Linked DNA regions of Homo sapiens: region 1 is linked to region 2. Evidence: read pairs that join two places in POLR2A ChIA-PET (ENCODE). Cell type or tissue: GM12878. All regions are shown on one strand. Each heading gives the region's core, and the rest is flanking DNA. Links, peaks and the distances in the headings are about the cores only.

Region 1 (11,782 bases), core at 96-4,095, 150 kb after region 2:
TGCCCCTGTGACTCTTGCGACCAGGGAGGCCATGACATTAAGAACGTGATCTCCCAGAGTGGCCGTGGTGGCAACAAGACCTGGTAGGCAGAGAGTGGTGAGGGTGCAGTGTGCCTACGTGTGGAGGTACGGGGTCAGGGCCTAGTCACTCACTAGCCCTATGGCTGCAGGTGTTGAAAATGTCACCATCAGCCGGGCGCAATGGCTCATGCCTGTAATCCCAGCACTTTGGGAGGCTGAGGCGGGCGGATCACAAGGTCAGGAGATCGAGACCACCCTGGCTAACACGGTGAAACCCTGTCTCTACTAAAAATACAAAAAATTAGCTGGGCGTGGTGGCGGTCGCCTGTAGTCCCAGCTACTCAGGAGGCTGAGGCAGGAGAATGGCGTGAACCAGGGAGGCAGAGCTTGCAGTGAGCTGAGATGACACCACTGCACTCCAGCCTGGGCGACAGAGCAAGACTCCATCTCAAAAAAAAAAAAAGTTACCATCAAGGCCGGGCACAGTCGCTCATGCCTGTAATCCCAGCACTTTGGGAGGCCGAGGCGGGTGGATCACGAGGTCAGGAGATCGAGACCAACCTGGCTAATATGGTGAAACCCTGTCTCTACTAAAAATACAAAAAATTGTCCGGGTGTGGTGGCTCACACCTGTAATCTCAGCACTTTGGGAGGCCGAGGTGGGTGGATCACAAGGTCAGGAGGTCGAGACCATCCTGGCTAACACAGTGAAACTCTGTCTCTACTAAAAATACAAAAAATTAGCCAGGCATGGCGGCGTGCGCCTGCAGTCCCAGCTACTCAGGAGGCTGAGGCAGGAGGATGGCGTGAACCCGGGCTGCGGAGCTTGCAGTGAGCCAAGATTGCGCCACTGCACTCCACCCTGGGCGACAGAGCGAGACTCTGTCTCAAAAAAGAAAAATATAAAAAATTAGCCAGGCGTGCTGGCACATACCTGTAGTCCTAGCTACTTGGGAGGCTGAGGCAGGAGAATCGCTTGAACCTGGGAGGTGGAGGTTGCAGTGAACCGAGATCGTGCCACTGCACTCCAGCCTGGGCAACAGAGCAAGACTCCATCTCAAAAAAAAAAGAAAAAACATCACTATCCAGCTGGACCTAGAGGGTGCCTTCTACTTCACCCACCTCAAGACTTTCCCAGTGCCCCAGCCTGAAGGCTTGCTTAGCAAGTGCTGACCCTGTGCTTCCCTATTTGATGGCCACCAGTGATGCTTGTCCCTAGTGACTCCCCAGACATTCCACCTAGCAGCTGTGCTCCTTGAGCACTCAGTGGACCATGCCGCTCCTGGCACATGTACAGATACTTTGTTCACAACTGCCCAAGCCTCTTTCTTGGGATCCCTCCTACCCCTAGCCACAGAGTCAGTGACCTCGTCTGTGACCAGCATTACTCAGACATCAAGCCTTCCACTGAGGGCAAGGTCAGGCCCAGGGAAAGGGGGGTTGGGCCCTGAGGTGAAATAGGATGCTCAAACCTGCTTCTTTCTCCCAGGTGATTTTCAAAGTTCTGGACCCAGCCATTCCAGTAGAGGATCCAAACAACCCTGAGATTCAGGGTAATCATCCCCAGAGGCAATCCTGTACCATTTGTGTGTCAGGACAGAGCTTGTAGATACTGGGGGAAACAGGCCCTGCCCCGAGTGGGCACCGGTGGGACAGGGCAAGTAGGCAAGCTCAGTCTTCCAGGGCCGTTCCCCAGCCCTGCCCCATCATGGTCCTTTTTGTGGCCTCCCATTTATACCCCATCACTGTTCCCCATACTTGTACCCAGTGTATAGGGACTGGCATGGGGAACAATTTCAATAATGACTCTGCCCCATTATTGAATCCCTTTGTGAGGCCCCATCATAGTTCCTCATTTCCTCATACCTGTCCCCCGTCTCTACTATCACTGCCCCTCATAACTCTTCCCTTTGTGGGCCCCCATCACTGCCCCTGTCATAGTCTACCTGTCATTGCTCCTCCAACTCCATTCATGACCCTGACCTTTGCCCTTTGTCCCTGCAGCTGCCTCTAGGTGGCACCAGGGCATCTCTGGATGTAACACCTTCCTTGTAAAGAAGTCTTTGTTAAAGACTCCTAGTAGGAGAGCCCAGAATCAGGCCAGGAGGGTACCAGAGCAGGACAAACGCCAAACTAGTTTTTTCTCTACACCCAATGGGCACTCCTTGCCCCCCTTAACTGCAGTTATTACCAGCTGCTCACCTTGAGCCCTCATGGTAGGTCTGCAAGCTGCTGTTGTTTTTCACCTCAGATCAGAAAAGAGGAGAGGCCTGCAGAGGAAAGATACAGGAGGTAGCGGACCTCCTGTATCTTAGTAATGGACCTAAGATGTGGAGCAGGGAGAGGAGCCATGGACCCATTCCTTTACCTATGTATTCATATAACAAGCACCCATTGAGCTGTACACTCTGTCAGGCATCTTCTGGGCAGTGTTTGATGGGAAGCAGCAGAAAAGGTATCTGCCTTCTTGGAACGGACATCAAGTCAGAAAGACAGTTGATAAATAACCCATCTGTGACCATGCATTGTTTAATGATGGGGATACATTCTGAGAAATGTGTCATTACGCAGTTTCATCGTTGTGGAAACATCTAGAGTGTACTTGTATAGCCTACCACACTTCTAGACTATCTGGTATAGCCTATTACTCCTAGGCTACAAACCTGTACAGCATGTGACTGTACTGAAAACTGTAGGCAGTTTTAACACAATGGTATTTGTGTATCTAAACATAGAAAAGGGACAGTAAAAACATGGTATAAAAGATGATAAATGGTACACCTGTATAGGGCACTTACCATGAATGGCACTTGGAGTGAGTCAGTGAGGAGTGGTGAGTGAATGTGAAGGCCTAGGACATTACTGTACACTACTGTAGATTATAAACACTGTACACGGGCTATACTAAATGTATAAAAACAAATTTTTTCCTTCTTCAATAGTAACCTTAGCTTTCTGAACTTTTTTTACTTTACAGACTTTTAACTTTTTACAGCTTTTATAACACTTAGCTTAAAACACATGTAGAGCTGTACAAAAATATTTCCTTTCTATCCGTATTTGATAAGCTTTTCTCTGTTAAAAATTTTTTTTTTACATTTTAAACTTTTTTGTTAAAAACTAAGACACTGCCAGGCGCGGTGGCTCACTCCTGTAATCCCAGCACTTTGGGAGGCGGAGGTGGGCGGATCATGAGGTCAGGAGATTGAGACCATCCTGGCTAACACAGTGAAACTTCATCTCTACTAAAAATACAAAAAAATTAGCCAGGCATGGTGGCCTGCACCTGTTGTCCTAGCTGCTGGGGAGGCTGAGACAGGAGAATGGCGTGAACCCAGGAGGCGGAGCTTGCAGTGAGCCAAGATAGTGCCACTGCACTCCAGCCTGGGTGACAGAGCAAGACTCCGTCTCAAAAAAAATAAAATAAAAACTAAGACACAGACATACACATTAGCCTAGGCCTACATAGGGTGAGGATCATCAATATCACTGTCTTCCACCTCCAGATCTTGACCCACTGAAAAAGATCTTTAGGGGCAGTAATATGCATGGAGCTGTCATCTATGGTAACAATGCCTTCTTCTGGATACCTCCTGAAGGACCTGCCTGAGACTGTTTTACAATTAATTTTTTTTTGAGACAGGGTCTCACTAGGTTGCCCAGGCTGGGGTGCAGTGGCACCATCTCTGCCCACTGCAGCCTCTGCCTCCCAGGCTCAAGTGATCCTCCCACCTCAGCCTCCCGAGTAGCTGGGACCACAGGCCTGTGCCACCATGCCTGGCTAAGTTTTTTTCTTTTTTTCTTTTTTGAGATGGAGTTTTGCTCTTGTTGCCCAGGGTGGAGTGCAATGGCGAAATCTTGGCTCACTGCAACCTCTGCCTCCCGGGTTCAAGCAATTCTCCTGCCTCAGCCTCCTGAGTAGCTGGGATTACAGGCACCCGCCACCACGCCCAGCTAATTTTTTGTATTTTTAGTAGAGACGGGGTTTCACTGTGTTGGCCAGGCTGGTCTCGAACTCCTGACCTCAGGCGATCTGCCCGCCTCAGCCTCCCAGAGTGCTGGGATTACAGGCTTGAGCCACCGTGCCTGGGCTTTTTTTTTTTTTCTTTCTTTTTTTTTTTTTTTTTGATGGAGTCTCGCTCTGTTGCCCAGGCTGGAGTGCAGTGGCGCTGTCTCGGCTCACTGCAAGCTCTGCCTCCCGGGTTCACGCCATTCTCCTGCCTCAACCTCCCAAGTAGCTGGGACTACAGGCACTGGCTACCATGCCTGGCTAATTTTTTGTATTTTCAGTAGAGACGGGGTTTCACCATATTAGCCGGGATGGTCTCGATCTCCTGACCTCGTGATCCACCCGCCTTAGCCTCCCAAAATGCTGGGATTACAGGCATAAGCCACCGTGCCCAGCCTAATTTTTGTATTTTTTTGTGGAGACAGGGTTTCACCATGTTGTCCAGGCTGGTCTTGAATTCCTGAACTCAAGCTAGCGCCCACCTTGGCTCCCAAAGTTCTGGAATTATAGGCGTGAGCTACAGTGCTCGACCATGTTTTACAATTACTTTTTTTAAAAAGTAGAAGGAAAGCTGGGCATAGTGGTACATGCTTGTAGTCTCAGCTACTCAAGAGGCTGAGATGGGAGGATTGCTTGGGTCTGGGAATTCCAGTCCAGCCTGGGCAACATAGAACTTTTCTCTAAAAAAAAAATAAACATTGGCCGGGCACAGTGGCTGACACCTGTAATCCTAGCACTTTAGGAGGCCGAGCGGGCGGATCACCTGAGGTCATGAGTTCAAGACCAACCTGGCCAACATGGCGAAATCCCGTCTCTACTAAAAATATAAAAATTAGCCAGGCGTGGTGGTGCACACCTGTAATCCCAGCTACTCGGGAGATTGAAGCACGAGAATCACTTGAACCTGGGAGGTGGAGGTTGCAGTGAGCTGAGATCGCCCCTCTGCACTCCAGCCTGGGCGATGGAGCTACACTCCATCTGAAAAATGTTTTTAAAAAGATTAAAAAAAAAAAACTAGAAGACACACACTCTAAAATAATGATAAAAAGTATGGCATAGTAAATGCATAAACAAGTAGTAGTCATTTATTATCATGAAGTATTATACACTGAACATAATTTTTTTTTTTTTGAGACAGGGTCTCACTCTGTTGCCCAGGTTGGAGTGTAGTGGCATGATCTTGGCTCACTGCAACCTCCGTCCCCCAGGTTCAAGTGATTCCCCTGCCTCAGCCTCCAGAGTAGCTGGGATTACAGGCACCCGCCACCATGCCTGGCTGATTTTTTGTATTTGTTTAGTAGAGACGGGGTTTCGCCATGTTGGCTAGGCTAGTCTCGAACTCCTGACCTCAGGTGATCCACCTGCCTTGGTCTCCCAAAGTGCTAGGATTACAGCTGTGAGCCACTGTGCCCAGCCTACTGTACATAATTGTATGTGCTGTACTTTTATATGACTAGCAATGCAGTAGGTTTGTTTACACAGTATCATCACAAACGTGAGTAACGTATTGTGCTACATACAACATTATGACAGCCACCATGTCACTAGACAATATGAATTTTTCCTCTCCATTGTAATCTGATGGGTGCACGATTGTAGTACCTATGTGGTTTAGCTGAATGATAGTAGATTTTTAGTTTGGACTATGGGATGACAAGCAGAATCCTTTACTGCATTAGGGAAGCAGGTTTCAGATACCTGATGATACCATGGTGGGGTGTCCAGGAAGTAGTGGGATGTGCAGGTCTCAGTTCAGGAGTAAAATCAGGATTGGAGAAAGGGGATCCTCACTACAGAAGTGGAATTATCACCATGGGGAAGGCTGTGGTCATCTTAAGACAGCATTCCCAGGGAAGCAGGGATGACAGAACCCCATAGCATGAGGGCAGGAGGAGTGGATACAAGGATGTGGAGAGGGGAAAGACTCCCCCATTCCTTTCCCTCCTCCCTCGTCATAGAAAGTGAGGACCAAGGCACCCAAGGTCTGACCATCTGTGTCTCCAGAGCTCCTGCATGTGACTAACCTCTGTGTAAACTTCTCCAAACTGCACACCCTGGGTGACAGGCCCCTGGGAGGCCTCAAGGGACACCCCTTCTACTACTATGCCTTCTATGAGCTTGTAGCCAAAGGCAGTTGCCTGTGCCTTGGGCACACCTCTAAGTGCAGGTCTGCACCTGGAACCCCAGCCAATGTGGTGAGGACAATGGGAGGGGCATTCTGTTGCTGGTGGGGTGGGCAAGCTGGGACTCCAGAGCAGGCCTGCCTTGCCCTCCTCCCTATCAGGTACATGGGCTTTGCATCTGTCCCCACCAGTCGGTGCACACTGTGAGTGCTGCCAAGACCTGCACCAGGATCATCCATGACATGCAGCAGAGCCTGGGCACCCCCATGCCTGCTGGGATGAATGCCATGCTCTACTCTGCCTGGCCATACCTGCCACAGGTCCGCCCACCCCATATCTACCTTTCTGGTTCTGCCTCAGAATGTGAGTGCCATGGGCATGTCTACAGTTGTCACTTTGACACAGCTGTGTGTCTGGTTATGTGAGTGGAGGTGTGTGTGATGTGTGTCAGCACAACACAGCTGGGCGCCACTGTGAGTTCTGCTGGCCCTTCTTCTACTGTCATCCCTGAGAGGATCCCTGTTCCCCTCGGTCCTGCAGACATGAGTCCTTCAACCCCTAATCCCAACACTGACTCTTATCCTTCAGCTCCATGGTGACCTCTGACCTAATTCCATCCTTAACCTCTGACCTCTGATCTAGCCTGTGACTGTGACCCTGTGGGTGTCTGGAAGGGGATTTGTGTGATGCTCACATTAATGAGATCCATGGCCTCCTCTCTGGGCAGTGTTGCTGCAAAGTGTGTGTATGGGGTCAGCACTGTGACTCCTACTGGCCTGGTCACTATGGCCTGAGCTCCACCCAACCTCAGAGCTGCCAGTGTGAGTGACACTCAGGGTGGGCCCCCGCCTCCATGTCCTCCTGGCTCTGCCCCCAGTTACTGCCCTGATAACACACGCACCTACCCACCTCACTGCAGTTCCATTAGCAAGCTAAGAGCCCTAAGCCTTCGCCTGCAGGTGTGACCCCAGGGTTCAGGTCCCTGGTACTCATGTCTGTTATCCCTCCAGTGGTACCTGTCACTGCAAATGCTTTGTCTCTGGGCAGGACGGTAGCCATTGTCTGGTGAGGCTTGGCCCACCTTCTGATTTAACCTTGACCTTTGGCACTGAGCTTCTTGGAGCTATAGCCTTATAATGAGTATAAGGCTATAGTTATCATGACTGTGGACTGAGCCTTGTACTTGGGTGGGTGCCGCTCACTGACTTGGTCACCAGGGTCAGCATCACTTTGGCTAGCTGAACCTGTATATGCCCTCAGGTGGGAGTTTCGGAAACAAAAGGGAAATTGATTAAACTTGTATTATACACTGGATTTAAAGGCTTTTGTCTTTGTTTTTGTTTTTGAGACAGAGTCTTGTCTTGCTCTGTCACCCAGGCTGGAGTGCAGTGGTGCAACCTCGGCTCGCTGCAACCTCCACCTCCCGAGTTCAAGCGATTCTCATGCCTTAGCCTCCTGTGTAGCTGGAATTACAGGCACACACCACCACACCTGGCTAATTTTTGTATTTTTAGTAGAGGCGAAGTTTTACCATGTCAGCCACGCTGGTCTCCAACTCCTGACCTCAAATGATCTGCCCGCCTTGGTCTCCCAAAGTGCTGGGATTACTCGTGTGAGCCACCACACCCGGCCAAAGGTGTTTTTTTGTTTTGTTTTGTTTTGTTTTGTTTTTTTTCCAGCAAACTTGTTTAGAGGAAGACTTAGTCCAAGGAATAACTCCATCCTCTCTTTGCCTCGAATGTTACAAACTCTTTGCTTAACTTTTTTTTTTTTTTTGAGATGGAGTCTCACTCTGTCACCCAGGCTGGAGTGCAGTGGCGCAATCTCAGCTCACTGCAACCTCTGCCTCCTGGGTTCAAGTGATTCTCCTGCCTCAGCCTCTCGAGTAGCTGGGATTACAGGCAACCGCAACCACGCCCGGCTAATTTTTTTTTTTTTTTAAGTAGAGACGGGGTTTCACCATCTTGGCCAGGCTGGTCTCGAACTCCTGACCTCGTGATCCACCCACCTTAACCTCCCAAAACGCTAGGATTACAGGCGTGCGCCACTGTGCCCGGCCTCTTGGCTTAACTTTTATTTAACCCTGGTTGTGTCCTCATCTCCTTCTTATGTCTCTCTGTGAAGTTACTCAGGAGTGCACCATGATCTTCTCTCTCACTTTCAGATGCAGTCAGAGGAACATTCAGGCCCTTTCTCACCCCTTTTCCCACCATAGGCAGACCCAATATAAGACTTATCAGGCCCCTCCCCTCCTCTTCCTGTCCAGATCTTCTTGCCTTCCCCAACCCAACTACAGTCTCCTACAGCCTGAGTTCTAGGGTCTGGGCAGTGACCCCGCCCCCACCCAGGCTGCTGGCCCTGTGACTTTAACTTTGCAGATGCTACAGTAACAGGTACAGGGCGGGGCCTGGAATTCATGGTCAAATGGCAAGAATCAAGACTTCACCCTGACCCCTCCTCACCTCTGTGCTCCCTCAGGTATTCTGCAGTGGTGAGTCTCTGCATATCCCACCCCCACCTCTGTGGCTGCCACTGCCATGAGCACTAATCTGGGTATTTCTTTTTCTTTTTTTTTCTTTTTTTTTAATTTGAGACAGCGTCTTGCTGTGTCGCCCAGGCAGGGTGGCATGCAATGACACAAACTCAGCTCACTGCAACCTCCGCCTCCCGGGTTCAAGCGATTCTCCTGCCTCAGTCTCCCGAGTAGCTGAGATTACAAGCATGCACCACCACACCTGGCGAATTTTTGTATTTTTAGTAGAGACGAAGTTTCACCATATTGGCTAGGCTGGTCTCGAACTCCTGACCTCAGGTGATCCGCCCACCTTGGCCTCTCAAAGTGCTGGGATTATAGGCGTGCCACATGGCGCCTGGTCTAATCTGGGTATTTCTGTGCTGCCCTTGGCCACAGCTGAAGCCAAACTTGGCCAGGTTCTCCAGCAAGTATAAGTATCAGGAGGGTCAGAAGCAGAAAGAAATCAAAGCTCAGACACTGGGGCTCACTGGAAGAAGTGAACGTCCAGATAACTATTTGGAGGAAGAGTCTGAGCAGGGTTGGAAAGACTTGGAAATCCAGGTATGGGTGTCAGCATGGTCAAAAGTTCAGTGTCTTGGACAGAGGCCATATTATTCCCAGGACAGTATGGGAAAGGACTAGGACTCCCACTTCCTTCGAGGGAGCCCCCTGGCCTGCTCCTTTCCACTGTACAGAAGCCCCAGGGACTGCCTCTGACTGGCTTCAGCCCCGACTTCAGAGATAGCATCACGCTGTTTTTTGTTTTGTTTTGTTTGTTTGTTTGTTTGTTTTGAGATGGAATTTCACTCTTGTCGTCCAGGCTGGAGTGCAATGGCATGATCTTGGCTCATTGCAACCTGTGCCTCCTGGGTTCAAGCTATTTTCCTGCCTCAGCCTCCCAAATCACTGGGATTACAGGTGCCTGCCACCACACGTGACTAGTTTTTGTATTTTTAGTAGATACGGGGTTTCACCTTGTTGGCCAGGCTGGTCTCGAACTCCTGACCTCAGGTGATCTGCCCGCCTTGGCTTTCCAAAGTGCTGGGATTACAGGCATGAGCCACCACACCTGGATGATAGCATGACCCTTGATGTGCCCTCCACCCTGTCTGGCAAGACCATTACAGGCACCAGCTGCCCAAAGTGAGGAGTCTGGGGAACAAGATGAAGTCACAGGTCACTAGGATCTTAAGAGGGATAAGGGCCTGGGAATACAGATCCTTGGGTTCTTGAGGGAATGGGAGTCTAAGCCCTGAGGGTCGTAGGTCCTGGAATGGGAAGTCTGTGTCTCACATGCAGGCCCCAGAAAAGCCCTTTCCCCTGCATGGGCAGCTGGTCCTGTATTTTGGACTGGCTTGACTTTGCCCATGTGGTCAGTGAGGGTTGCCCTTCTCTCCTGGTGCCCATTGGTGCCTCATGCCCTGTAGTATGACATTGTCCTGCTCTATGAAACCTAGGTCAGTGGTGTGGATGTCAGGAGTGTGGATGGGTGGTGGTAGGGATGGATAGGAGTGGCTCTGTGACTGCTGACCCCTAACCCCAGGAACCTGAAGACTGTCAGGCATTAGTCAGTGTCTGTGCCCAATTCCTGCCCAGCAGCACCCACTGTGCCCATCTGCTGCCCTCAGAGCAGCTGTTTCAGGTGGCCCTGCTTCGTGCACACAGCTAGGCAAGACCCTGTGACCCCCAACCCTGTCACTCCCAATACCAGGACCCCATTATGCTGCCCACACATTTGAAACACACCAAACCGTCAGTATGGCATATCATCATGTCGTAAAACAAGCAAAACAGGTACTTAGTTTAACAATAAAGCAGGATTTAAGAAGTTGGTCTTTTTCCATTCATGATGAAATGTTGGGCTCACTAAGTGCACAATAGAAATGAGGCATCCCAGCTGGGCACAGTGGCTCATGCCTGTAATCTCAGCACTTTGGGAGGACAAGGTGGGCGGATCACCTGAGGTCAGAAGTTCCATACCAGCCTGGCCAACATGGTGAAACCCTGTTTCTTTTTTTTTTTTCTCTTTGAGACAGAGTTTCGCTCTTTTTGCCCAGGCTGGAGTGCAATGGCACGATCTTGGCTCACTGCAACCTCCGCATCCTGGGTTCAAGCAATTCTCCTGCCTCAGCCTCCCCAGTAGCTGGGATTACAGGTGCCCGCCACCACGCCCGGCTAATTTTTTGTATTTTTAGTAGAGACGGGGTTTCACCATGTTGGCCAGGATGGTCTCGATCTCCTGACCTCATGATCCGCCTGCCTCGACCTCCCAAAGTGCTGGGATTACAGGCGTGAGCCACCGCGCCCTGCTTTTTTTTTTTTTTTTTTTTTTGAGATAGAGTTTCTCTCTTGTTGCCCAGGCTGGAGTGCAATGGTGGGATCTCAGCTCACCGCAACCTCCGCCTCCCGGGTTCAAGCAGTTCTCCTGCGTTAGCCTCCTGAGTAGCTGGGATTACAGGTACGTGCCACCACACCCAGCTAATTTTGTATTTTTAGTAGAGATGGGGTTTCTCCCTGTTGGTCAGGTTGGTCTCCAACTCTCATCATCAGGTGATCTGCCCGCCTCAGCCTCCCAAAGTGCTGGGATTACAGGTGTGAGCCACAGCGCGTGGCTTTTTTTTTTTTTTTTTTTGAGACTTTGAGACGGAGTCTCACTTTGTCACCAGGCTGGAGTGCAGTGGCACGATCTCGGCTCATTGCAACCTCCACTTCCTGGGTTCAAGCGATTCTCCTGCCTCAGCCTACCAAGTAGGTGGGACTACAGGCGCGTACCACCATGCCCAGCTAATTTTTGTATTTTTAGTAGAGACGGGGTTTCACTATGTTGGCCAGGATGGTCTCGATCTCTTGACATTGTGATTGTCCCGCCTCAGCCTCCCAAAGTGCTGGGATTACAGGCATGAACCACCGCACCCGGCCGAAACCCCATTTCTACTAAAAATACAAAAATTAGCCTGGCGTGGTGGCACACACCTGTACTCCCAGCTACTCGGGAGGCTGAGGTGGGACTGAGCCGAGATCGCGCCACTGCACTCCAGACTGGACGACAGAGCGAGCCTCCATCAAAAAAAAAGAAGAAGAAAAAGGAAAGAAAGAAAGGACGGAGGGAGGGAG
Region 2 (12,004 bases), core at 2,807-6,806:
ACAAAAAATTAGCTGGGCATGGTGGCGGGCGCCTGTAATCCCAGCTACTTGGGAGGCTGAGGCAGGAGAATCTCTTGATCCCGGGAGGCGGAGGTTGCAATGAGCCAAGATCATGCCACTACACTCCAGCCTGGGTGACAGTGTGAGACTCTGTCTCAAAAAAATATATAATAAAGTATAAATATGATTGACTCATTACCTAGGTGAACTGATACCATGTGACCCAAAGCCCCCACCGTAAGTCACATTTTTGGTTTTTCTGGAGTGGCTAGCCCTTCTCACCCTAGGACTAGACTGTACAGTTCTGATCAGCCTCTTCTCCACCTCCAAAATTGTATTGTTAGGTTATCCAGTATGACCCAAGGCCCACCAGGCAAACAGACAGTCCTATCAGGCATAACATTCCAGGGGCAAATAGATTACCTCCCAGAAGCCAGGGGCAAAGCTAGACCTTCTGTTTGAGCAGAGCAAAATTCATTTTTTTTTTTCTTAGAGACAGGAACTCTCTCTGATGCCCAGGCTAGTGTGCAGTGGCATGATCATAGCTCACTGTAACCTTGAACTCCTGGGCTCAAGTGATCCTCCCACCTCAGCTTCCCAAATAGCTGGGACTACAAGTGTGTACCACCAGGCCTTGCTAATTGTTTTTTCTTTTTGTTTTGTATGTATGTTTTTTGTTTGTTTGTTTGTTTTGTTTTGTTTTGTTTTGTTTTGTGGAAACGGGGTCTCACTTATGATGCCCAGGCTGGTCTCAAACTCCTGGCCTTAAGCAGTCTTCCTACCTTGGCTTCCCAAAGTGTTGGGATTACAGATCTGAGCCACTGCACTTGGCCCAATATTCTTTACATAGGGACTCAGTGGTAAGCAAACCAGCAATGGTTTTTGTCCTCATAAAATTGATAATCTGGCTGGGCACAGTGGCTCACACCTGTTTCCCAGTGATTTGGGAGGTTCAAATGGGAGGATCACTTGAGCCCAGGAGTTTGAGACCAAGCCTAGCTAACATAAGCAAGACCCTATCTCTAAAAATTAAAAAAAAATTTTTTAAAGACTTACATTCTCACTTTTTTTTTTTTTTTGAGACATAGTCTTGCTCTCTTGCCCAGTCTGGAGTGCAGTGGTGCAATCTTGGCTCACAGCAACCTCTGCCTCCCGGGTAGCTGGGATTACAGGCATGTGCCACTACGCCCAGCTAATTTTTTGTATTTTTAGTAGAATGGGGTTTCACCATGTTGGCCAGGAAGGTCTTGAACTCCTGGCCTCAAGTGATCCACACTCCTTAGCCTCCCAGAGTGCTGGGATTACAGGTATGAACTACCACACCTGGCCTACAGTCTAACTTTGAATTTTTTTGTAGTGTGAGCAAAAACATAAAACATTTGTTAAAAGATTAGATAACCCTTGGGTTTTGAAATTATTTTCCGGCTGGGCGCGGTGGCTCCCAGCACTTTGGGAGGCTGAGGCAGGCGGATCACCTGAGGTCGGGAGTTCCAGACCAGGCTGACCAACATGGAGAAACCCCATCTCTACTAAAAATACAAAATTAGCTGGGCGTGGTGGCGCATGCCTGTAATCCCAGCTACTCGGGAGGCTGAGGCAGGAGAATCACTTGAACCCAGGAGGTAGAGGTTGCGGTGAGCTGAGATTGCGCCACTGCACTCCAGCCTGGGCAAAAAGAGCAAAACTCTGTCTCAAACAAAACAAAACAAAAAAATTATTTTCCTCTTGTGGTGAGGTGGAAGTAGCCTAGTACTGAAGAAGAGGTGTGATTTGGCTTCTCATGGGCAAGTTTTTCCAAGTCTTTGTACCCTCAATTTTCCTTAGCTATTATTGAGCGAGGATAATGATGAGTTTTATAGTTCTAAATGTAAATATTAGGGCAAAAAGGGTTAAAATTTCATGATTTAAGCTTCTATCTCATGATGCTAGGAAAAAGAACCCAAAGGAAGTAGGAGAGAACTAATAGCGTTAAGAACAGAAACTAATGAAAAAGGCTGGGCGCGGTGGCTCACGCTTGTAACCCCAGCACTTTGGGAGGCCAAGGTGAGCGGATCATCTGAGGTCAGGAGTTTGAGACCAGCCTGGCCAACATGGTGAAACCCCATCTCTACTGAAAATACAAAAATTAGCTGGGTGTGGTGGCCGGTGCCTGTGATGTCAGCTACTCAGGAGGCCGAGGCAGGAGAATCGCTTGAACTCAGGAGACAGAGGATGCAGTGAGCCAAGATCGCACCATTGCACTCCAGCCTGGACAAGATCGAAACTGTCTCAAAAAAAAAAAAAACAAAAAAAAACACTTTTTTCATTAAATAAGAATTATGCAATTATTCAGCTTTTTTCCTAAGGTAGTTTTTTTCAGAGACAAAGTCTTAGCCAATGCATATGCGGTCCTCTAAGACCACGTCCCTCCGAGATTAGCTGCAAGGGGTCCACCTTGCAGCTTGGCCTCCTTGAGGCTGTGCTTTACTGTCGTGAGCCTTCAGAGAATCTCCTGAGTGCCTCATTTTGTTGGCGTTGTCCCTCAGTGACCCTTTAGAACTTGATTTATCTTGTATCTCTGGTACTGTCTAGAAGGTGTGTAAAGCCCTCATCATGTTCTGTTTCAGTGTTTGAGCAACACTGCACCACTGACTGACTACTTTCTCAAAGATGAGTATGAAGCCGAAATCAACAGAGACAACCCTCTGGGGATGAAAGGGGAAATTGCAGAAGCCTATGCTGAACTCATTAAGCAGATGTGGTCTGGAAGGGACGCCCATGTGGCACCTCGCATGTTCAAAGTAGGTAGACATATATATATATGGGTTGGGTATCCCTGTATATAGATGCCTGGGACCAGAAATGTTTCGGGACTTCAGGTTTTTTAGGATTTTTTTTTATGGTATTTACATTATGCTTACTAGTTCAGCATCCCCATTCCAAAATCTAAAATGTTTCAGTGAGCATTTCCTTTGAATATCATGTCAGTGTTAGGTTATGGATCTTTAAGCATTTGGATTTCAGATTTTTGGATAAGGGATACTCTCCCGTACTTCCTTTTTCCCACTTTGGGGAGAGTGGTTTAGTGTTGTTATGAGGCATTCCTTTCGTTGCATTTTGGGATTAAGATGGGATCTGGGCCAGGCGCTGTGGCTCACGCCTGTAATCCCAGCACTTTGGGAGGCTGAGGCGGGCGGATCACAAGGTCAGGAGATTGAGACCATCCTGGCTAACATGGTGAAACCCCGTCTCTACTAAAAATACATAAAAAAAAAATTAGCTAGGTGTGATGGCAGGCGCCTGTAGTCCCAGCTACTCGGGAGGCTGGGGAAGGAGAATGGCGTGAACCCGGGAGGCAGAGCTTGCAGTGAGCCGAGATTGCGCCTCTGCACTCCAGCCTGGGTGACAGAACGAGACTCTGTCTCAAAGAAAAAACAACAACAACAACAAAAAAGTCCAGGCGTGGTGGCTCATTCCTGTAATCCCAGCACTTTGGGAGGCTGAGGCGGGCAGATCACGAGGTCAGGAGTTCGAGATCAGCCTGACCAACATAGTGAAACCCCGTCTCTACCAAAAATACAAAAATTAGCCAGGCGTGGTGGTGCGCACCTGTAATTCCAGCTACTCAGGATGCTGAGGCAGGAGAATTGCTTGAACCTGGGAGGTGGAGGGTGCAGTGAGCCGAGATCACGCCACTGCACTCCAGCCTGAGCGACAGAGTGAGACTCTGTCTCAACAACAACAACAACAACAACAACAAAATTAGCTGGACATGGTGATGTACCTGTAGTCCCGGCTACCAGGGAGGCTGAGGTGGGAGAATTACTTAAGCCTGGGAGGTCAAGGCTGCAGTGAGCTGTGATTGTGCCACTGTACCCAGCCTTGGCGACAGAGACCCTGTCTCTAAAAAAAATGAAAATTCAGTTTAATTTCTAGTATCATCTGAAGGCTGTTTCCAGGTTCTCTGAGCCTGGATTCTACAGGCTTCGTGGTTTGAGTTGGGACCCCCTAAGTCAGGAATTGGGCTCACATTCTTGGAAGGTGATGTGAGGGGCAGTTATCACTGGGGTCCCTCAGCCAGGAAGGTTTAAGGAGAAGACATGGATACACTCGGAGCAACTTGGGCTTTCCATTGCCCCAACTGCTTTTTCCTGCTGAGGTGGAGGTGCTTTGCTCCCTCCCGCTCAGCAGATTTAAGCTGAAATCTGAAAGATCCTATTTAGCCTGTACCACTGGGATTCATGGAGCTTCATGAAGCATATGATAAGAAAAGACATGCATATTTATGATTCAGAGAGGAAAAAAAATAGCACCTTAGCTCAGTGAGAAAACTAAAATCTCAGGTGGTTTGTTGAAATTGAAAACTAATTATCTTTCATCCCCTTGGTCACATGAATCCCTGGGAAATATATAAATGACTGTTCACATACTAAGTCACAAAGAAACTAGAATTGGGTGGCAACGGCTGGGTGCGGTGCCTCACACCTGTAATCCCAGCCCATGGGGAGGCCAAGGTGGGTGGATCACTTGAGGTCAGGAGTTCAAGACCAGCCTGGCCAATATTGTGAAACCCCATCTCTACTAAAAATACAAAAATTAGCCAGGCGTGGTGGCATATGCCTGTAATCCCAGCAACTCGGGAGGCCAAGGCATGAGAATTGCTTGAACCTGGGAGGCGGAGGTTGCAGTGAGCTGAGATTGCGCCACTGCACTCCAGCCTGGCAACAGAGTGAGACCCTGTCCCAGAAAAAAAAATAAAAAAGAATTGGGTGGCAACACACTGTGCTGAAGCTAATGTAAATAAACAACTGGAAGGTAGTGTTTAGGGGTATTAGGGAAGTGTGGAGCTTCCTCAGTGATGGATGTGTTATATATCTGCACTGTGTTTTGGTAGCTACCAGCTCAAGCACCTCTGAGCACTTGAGATGTGGTTCATTTGACCGAGGAACTGAATTTTTAATGGTTTTTAATTGTAATTAATGTAAATTTCAATTGCCATATGTGGCTAGTGGCTATGGTATTAGAGAACAGGTGTAGAACAGTGGTTCTCCTTTTTTTTTTTTTTTTTTTTTTTTTTGAGACAGCCTTGCTATGTCGCCCAGGCTGGAGCGTACTGGCACAATTTCGGCTCACTGCAGCCTCCGCCTCCTGGGTTCAAGTGATTCTCCTGCCTCAGCCTCCTGCGTAGCTGGGATTACAGGTGTGCACCACCATGCCCAGCTAATTTTTGTATTTTTAGTAGAGACGGGGTTTCACCATGTTGGCCAGGCTGGTCTTGAACTCCCAACCTCAGGTGATCTGCCTGCCTCAGCCTTCCAAAATTCTGGGATCATAGGCATGAGCCACCGTGCCTGGCTGGTTCTCCATAGGATGCATCACAATCTCTGGGAGTGCTTAATACAACACAGACTGCTAGACCCATCCCCAGAGTTTCTGATTGAATAGGTTTGGTGTGGGGCCTGAGAATGTGCTTTTCTACTAAGCTCCCAGGTGATACTAATGCTGCGACTGGGGACCATACTCTCAGAATAACTGGTGGAGAGTATTACTGGACAGACAGTATTTAGGGACCTGAGGGCTGTTATGTACAGGAGGATTCCTCCAGCTGATGAAAGTATTGTTTGTAATGTCCTTATGGAGTTTAAGACTCTGAACCAAAGAAGGACATGTTGGAGAGGGATTCATGTCAGTACTTGGGTGTGGTTACTCAGGGTACTCCACCCTTCCTCCTTAGGACTTAGGGCAGTGGCCCAGGTTCCAGGTTCATCCTCCTGGCTCTCTGATCTAGGCCTTCTTTCTGGTGGGAACCACTGGCCTCCTGTAGGCTCTTCAGGAGTTAATTGGACTACTCAACCAAGTGTTCTCTCTCACTGCCCCAGCTAACTCCTCAGAGCTATTTTTGATGGCAATTCTTTTTTGATTTAACTAGTTCTTTACGTATTATGCCTTCTGATACAGTTGCTTTTGTTGTAGACTCAAGTAGGACGTTTTGCTCCTCAATTTTCTGGCTACCAGCAACAAGATTCTCAGGAGCTGCTGGCCTTTCTTCTAGATGGATTGCATGAAGATCTGAACCGGGTAAAGAAAAAGCCCTACTTGGAGCTGAAGGATGCCAATGGGCGGCCAGATGCGGTATGCCATTAATGATGTCTGAATGATAATATGCCAAAGAAGCTGCCTCCTATTGAGAGTGCAGGGATATTCTTCTGGTCTTTGAGTGTTGTTGCCAGGGCCCTGGTTGCTTCTCACTGTAGCTAGTTATAGGGATATGGTCTCTGGTCAGAAAGGGGCTAACTGTAGTTACTGCTTTTTTTTTTTTTTTTTTTAAATAGAGACAGAAACTTGCTGTGTTGTCTAGGCTGGTCTCCAGCTCCTGAGCTCAAGCAGTCTTCTCACCTCAGCCTCCCAAAGTGCTGGGATTACAACAGGCGTGAGGCACTGTACCCTAGTTACTCCTAAGGCTTCCTCTTGGGCTTTTTCAAATTAGAGTGAGCTTGTTTGATATTTCACTGGTGAACTAGGGACTAAGAACACTCTGAAAACTGTAAAGTACCTATAGTGAGGACCCCTAAGATTGTTATTGCTCACAATAAAATCCATCCATGATTACTTAATTTGTTATTAGTATCATTAGGACATTTATACCTTTTGCCTTGATTATCTGATCAGTGCAAGAGGATTTTAGTATTTCAGCTACCCTATCACATTGGGATAATCAATATGAATGCTTTAAAGTAAAATTTAGATCTTCTTAGAAAAACTATGAGTTAGCTGAGCTGTAGTATAGATAAAAACTTTATTTTTAAAATTTATTTATTTATTTTTTTTGAGATGGAGTCTCACTCTGTTGCCCAGGCTGGAGTGCAATGACGTGATCTTGGCTCACTGCAACCTCCACCTCCCGGGTTCAAGCGATTCTCCTGTCTCAGCCTCTCAAGTAGCTGGCACTACAGCCACGTGCCACCATGCCCAGCAAATTTTTGTATTTTTAGTAGAGAGGGGGTTTCACCATGTTGGCCAGGCTGATATTGAACTCCTGACCTCTGGTGATCCGCCTGCTTCGGCCTCCCAAAGTGCTGGGATTTCAGGCGTCAGCCACCGTGCCCCGCCAAAAACCTTACTTTAGATCACTGGAAACATATAGGGGGGCTTTCCTTGCCCTGGCCATGTCTCTGTACCGATAGTGTTCTCCGGGCTTCTGTTTCTTATCAGGACACACAGACCCCTAGTTTCCAATAGGTCCTATGTTGCCAACCTTATTAAGTGTGAGGATTAGGGCGAGGCGCAGTGGCTTTCCCCTGCGGTTCCAGCACTTTGGAGGCTGAGGTGGGAGCATCACTTGAGGCCAGGAGCTCTAGAACTGTCTGGTCAACATAGTAAGACCCCCATCCCTACCAAACCTAAAAAAATTAGCCAGGCATGGTGATGCATGCCTATAGTCCTAGCTACTTGGGAGTCTGAGGCAGGAAGATCGCTTTGAGTCCGGGAGGTTGAGGCTGTAGTGAACCATGATCACGCCAGCCTGAGCGACAGAGCAAGACCATGTCTCAATCAATCAATATAATATATATTTGAAATATGTATATATATAAACATATATGTGAAATATATATATGTGTGTTGGGGTGGGGATTGGGCGTAGAGCTGGCATGTGGTATGAGTATGATACACTAAGAGTAGTCCTGGCCTTGTTTGTCCTGGATCAAGCTCTTGGCTGTACAGATTGCCACCTGATTCATCTCCAGGTTTGCTGTGAGTCATTCTGGATGCAGGGGCAAGGGGCTGAGAGGTGTTGAGAATGTCCTGTTTATCCCTTTGACGCAGGTGGTGGCAAAGGAAGCCTGGGAGAATCACAGGTTGAGGAATGATTCTGTGATTGTGGATACTTTCCATGGCCTCTTCAAATCTACTTTGGTTTGCCCAGAATGTGCTAAGGTTTCTGTGACCTTTGACCCATTTTGCTATCTAACGCTGCCACTGCCCTTGAAGAAAGATCGAGTTATGGAGGTTTTCCTGGTTCCTGCTGACCCTCACTGCAGACCTACTCAGGTGACAGAATCCACACCCTTATGGCACCCCTCACTGCAAGTGGTCTCCAGATCCCAGTGGGACTGCTCCTATCTGCTGCATTGGCTGCCTCTGAGTCCCCTTGGTACTTGCCTGGGTATGGGCCCTTGGCCTCCATCAGACCTTTGTCTAATCCCATATCATTTAAGGCCTATTGTGAAGGTCTTTGCAGCTTCTTTGCTTCTCTGTCACTTTTTTTTTTTTTGAGACAGAGTCGCTCTGTTGCCCATGCTGGAGTGAAGTGGCATGATCTCAGCTCACTGTAACGTCTTCCTCCCAGGTTCAAGCGATTCTCCTACCTCAGCCACTCAGTAGCCGGGATTACAGGCGTGTACCACCACGCTCAGCTAATTTTTGTATTTTTAGTAGAGACATAGTAGAGACAGGATGTTACCTTGTTGGCCAGAACTCCTGACCTCAAGTAATCTGCCCATCTTGGCCTCCCAAAGTGTTGGGATTACAGGCGTGAGCCACCGCACCCGGCCTCTGTCACTTTTTTGGCCACACTTCATTCACGCGACTAAAGTAACCTGATCTACTAAGTGGTTCTTGAATCTGAATGTTGGGGAACCAGAAGCACGGTTCTTTTCGTACTCAGATATACCCTCACATAACCTAGGACAGCCTGTACAGAAGATTAGGCCAGATGAGAGGTGTGAGCAGCAGGTCTTAGTGTCTTACCCTGCTGATGGCTCACTGAGTAATTGTATTGCTTAGCCTTCTGGTTTTGGTTTCTTTGTCTCTAAAGAAAGTTGAGGGCCGGGCGCGGTGGCTCACGCCTGTAATCCCAGCACTTTGGGAGGCCGAGGCGGGCAGATCACGAGGTCAGGAGATCCAGACCATCCTGGCTAACACGGTGAAACCCCGTCTCTACTAAAAATACAAAAAATTAGCCAGGCATGGTGGCGGGCGCCTGTAGTCCCAGCTACTCGGGCAGCTGAGGCAGGAGAATGGCGTGAACCCGGGAGGCGGAGCTTGCAGCGAGCCAAGATTGCGCCACTGCACTCCAGCCTGGGCGACAGAGCGAGACTCCGTCTCAAAAAAAAAAAAAAGTTGAGGCAGGCTGGGCACGGTGGCTTACCCCTGTAATCCCAGCACTTCAGGAGGCCGAGGCGGGCAGATCACGAGGTCAGGAGTTCGAGACCACCCTGACCAACATGGTGAAACCCTGTCTGTACTAAAAATACAAAAATTATCCAGGCGTGGTGGTGCGCGCCTGTAATCCCAGCTACTCAGGAGGCTGAGGCAGGAGAATCGCTTGAACCCGGGAGGTGGAGGTTGCAGTGAGCCAAGATCGCGTCACTGCGCTCCAGCTTGTGTGACAGAGCAAGACTGTGTCTCAGAAAAAAAAGAAAAAAGAAAAAAAAGAAAGTTGAGGCCGGGCTTGGTGGCCAACACCTGTAATCCCAGCACTTTGGGATGCTGAGGCGGGAGGATTGCTCGAGGCCAGGAGTTTGAGACCCTGTCTCTACAAAAAATAAAAATAAAATAAAAAGGTAGGACCAGATGGCAATTTGAATTTGTATAATTTCAGCAGTTCTTCAGAAAGTACTCTAAAGAATTAAGAATAAAATGAAGCAATGTTTGGAAGAGAAAGAGATGGCCTAGCCCCCATGCTGCTGCCTGTGTATTGAGGAGGATGCTGACATAGAGGTCCTGCTTATTTGCTCTGCTTCTGACTCATCTGTACCCTGACCTCACCATACATTGTTTCTAGAAGGGCTCCTCTGCCCCTAGTGATGCCTGCTTCTCCTAATGCATTTCGCACCCTTTGTGGGGCACCCCTGTGACCTTGACCATCTCTGTCTTGCAGTACCGTGTGACTGTGCCGCTGATGGGGGCTGTGTCCGACCTGTGCGAGGCTCTCTCCAGGCTGTCTGGCATTGCTGCAGAAAATGTAAGGCGGGGTGATCAGTGGCACTCGGTCTATTTGGGATACTTCATAGCATTTGGAGTTTACTTTCAACCTTGAAGCCACTTTTTGGGGTTGTTGTTATTGCCAGCACAAATGTGATTATTTGTGTGTGTCTGGATGCCTCACTCACTATGCACATTGTGACTGAGACTGTCCCTTCCAGCTCCAGGAAACACTATCTTTCCTTCATTGGGTTCACACTAGCCGTGGTCAAAGGACCAGGAGTAGGGCTCTGCTGTCAGATCTGTGCACTGAGGGTGGCATAGAGACTGCAGACTATGGAATACTCCAGAGGCTCTGGACAACTGCTGGTTTCTGGTTAGCACCACACTCCTCGCCCTTCCTGCCAGTCGAGGGCAGATGCTACCAGCATGTTCAATTCTGATGGCAGCCATGCTGCTCCCCCTTGGGCCTTGGCCCTCAGCTCTCTGGGGCTGTTTGTGTGGTGGTTTCTCTAGAGGCAACATTTGAGTATGAGTATTTTTTTTTTCATTTGTTTCTGGGTTTTAAGCAGTTAGTAGGGGCACTCTTAGCCATTCTGTGGTCTTTCTGTTACTGTTCATTCTTAGATGGTGGTCGCAGATGTGTATAATCACCGATTCCACAAAATTTTCCAAATGGATGAAGGTTTAAACCACATCATGCCTCGGGATGACATTTTCGTGTGAGTACTCAGCAGTTTCTGCTGCAGGTCAGGTCAGAGGACACATTCTAGAGACTTTGCTGCATTCATATCTCCAGAACAAAAATGTGGGCAGTCATTGCTCATGTGGATTGGCCCTGACCCCTGGGTGCAAGAGATGGGTATTGAGGGCATCGTGGGCAGCCATCAGTGCTCAACCCCTCCTGCCCTGCAGAGCTAAACATTCTGATAACTCTCCTCAGCACAGCCACAGCCTTTTTTCAACAGTTTTGCCTATGAAGAAGGCCAAATCACTGCTCCTACAGATGGTCCTACCATCAGAGATGCCTTTCTTAAGAGGAATCCCAGCTGTGTGATGGGAAGATGGTAGTAGGGGTGTGGTACGGAAGGATCTTGTCCTTTCTCTGCCACAGGCTGTAGCTTCTCAGCGAGTACCATGATACTACCATCCCCAATGCAGAAATGACAGGGCTGATTTAAACAGCTGTTTTCAGCTCAAACATTCTGTAAGCTCTGAGACTGAGTTTCTTCATCTCTGTGAGGACAATACAAAGGCCTCCTCTGCCTTCCCACATGCTGCTTCATGGCTGCTCTGTGTAATTGTGTGTGTGTCCCTCTTCCAGGCACAGTGGTGTAATAACTTGCCGGCTGCTCCCATACATGAACTTGCCTGCTGCTCCCAGGCAGCCACTTGCCCAGGAAGTATGGAGCACAGCCGTACTGTCCCTCCCTCTTTACCTCTCACTCAGGAACTTGCCTCTGCTGAGAAAGGGTTTTAGGATTTTGTTTTGGTTTTTGTTTTTGGCTGAGGAATTCAGTATGTAAAGGAGATAGTTCCTTCCCTTTACATTTTTGGGCCTATGACTTCTAGATCTCTCTAAAAGGAATAGTTCCTAGCCACACCCAAGATCTATTTCTGTTCTCACTTGCACAGACACAGCCAAGAGCTGACACTGTGCCAAGGGCTAGAACATGGGAAAGTCCACTTTCACATATAACCCCAAGCCCTTAACATGGTCTCTGTAAATTCCAGAAAGTAGTGTTTTCACACACCTGAGCTGAAAGGAACTGGAGGATTACCCTGTGGGGAGCTTAGCAGACCACCAACAAAGGAATTTTCAGAGGGCCTATGGGCCAACCATTGGAAAAACAAATTCTTTTATAGATGAATTTGAATTGACAATTGTTTTATGAAAGCAATAGTAGCATCTGGTATTTTTATTTTATTTTATTTTATTTTTTTAGACGGAGTCTCGCTCTGTCTCCCAGGCAGGAGTGCAGTGGCGCAATCTCGGCTCACTGCAAGCTCTGCCTCCCGGGTTCATGCCATTTTTCTGCCTCAGCCTCCCGAGTAGCTGGGACTACAGGCACCCGCCACCACGCCTGGCTCATTTTTGGTA

What was found. ChIA-PET counts read pairs that join two places held together with the same protein. Peaks named below come from ENCODE experiments on the same cell type or tissue, not always from the same donor. Only the 100,000 strongest peaks of a DNase experiment are listed, where the experiment ranks them.
Region 1: POLR2A ChIA-PET joins it to region 2 with 8 read pairs; 5 of 35 experiments call an interaction of 5 or more read pairs at or near these places.

Annotation. Positions count from the first base shown.
Region 1 is chr3:49,148,544-49,160,325 of GRCh38, reverse strand. It overlaps the pseudogene LAMB2P1. Among named protein-coding and RNA genes, the nearest start is that of CCDC71, 12 kb to the left of the region's middle. In GM12878, for the core only: a CTCF peak has its summit at 2,028 (motif pointing right); a DNase peak (open chromatin) is centred at 2,045.
Region 2 is chr3:49,296,491-49,308,494 of GRCh38, reverse strand. USP4 (ubiquitin specific peptidase 4) reads left to right here. Exons shown (of 22, transcript NM_003363.4): 9 at 2,607-2,780; 10 at 5,953-6,111; 11 at 7,804-8,028; 12 at 9,860-9,943; 13 at 10,531-10,625. Among named protein-coding and RNA genes, the nearest start is that of C3orf62, 25 kb to the right of the region's middle. RefSeq lists a silencer at 4,591-4,640. In GM12878, for the core only: no CTCF peak of the experiment used is centred there; a DNase peak (open chromatin) is centred at 4,384; H3K27ac peaks cover 1,863 bases.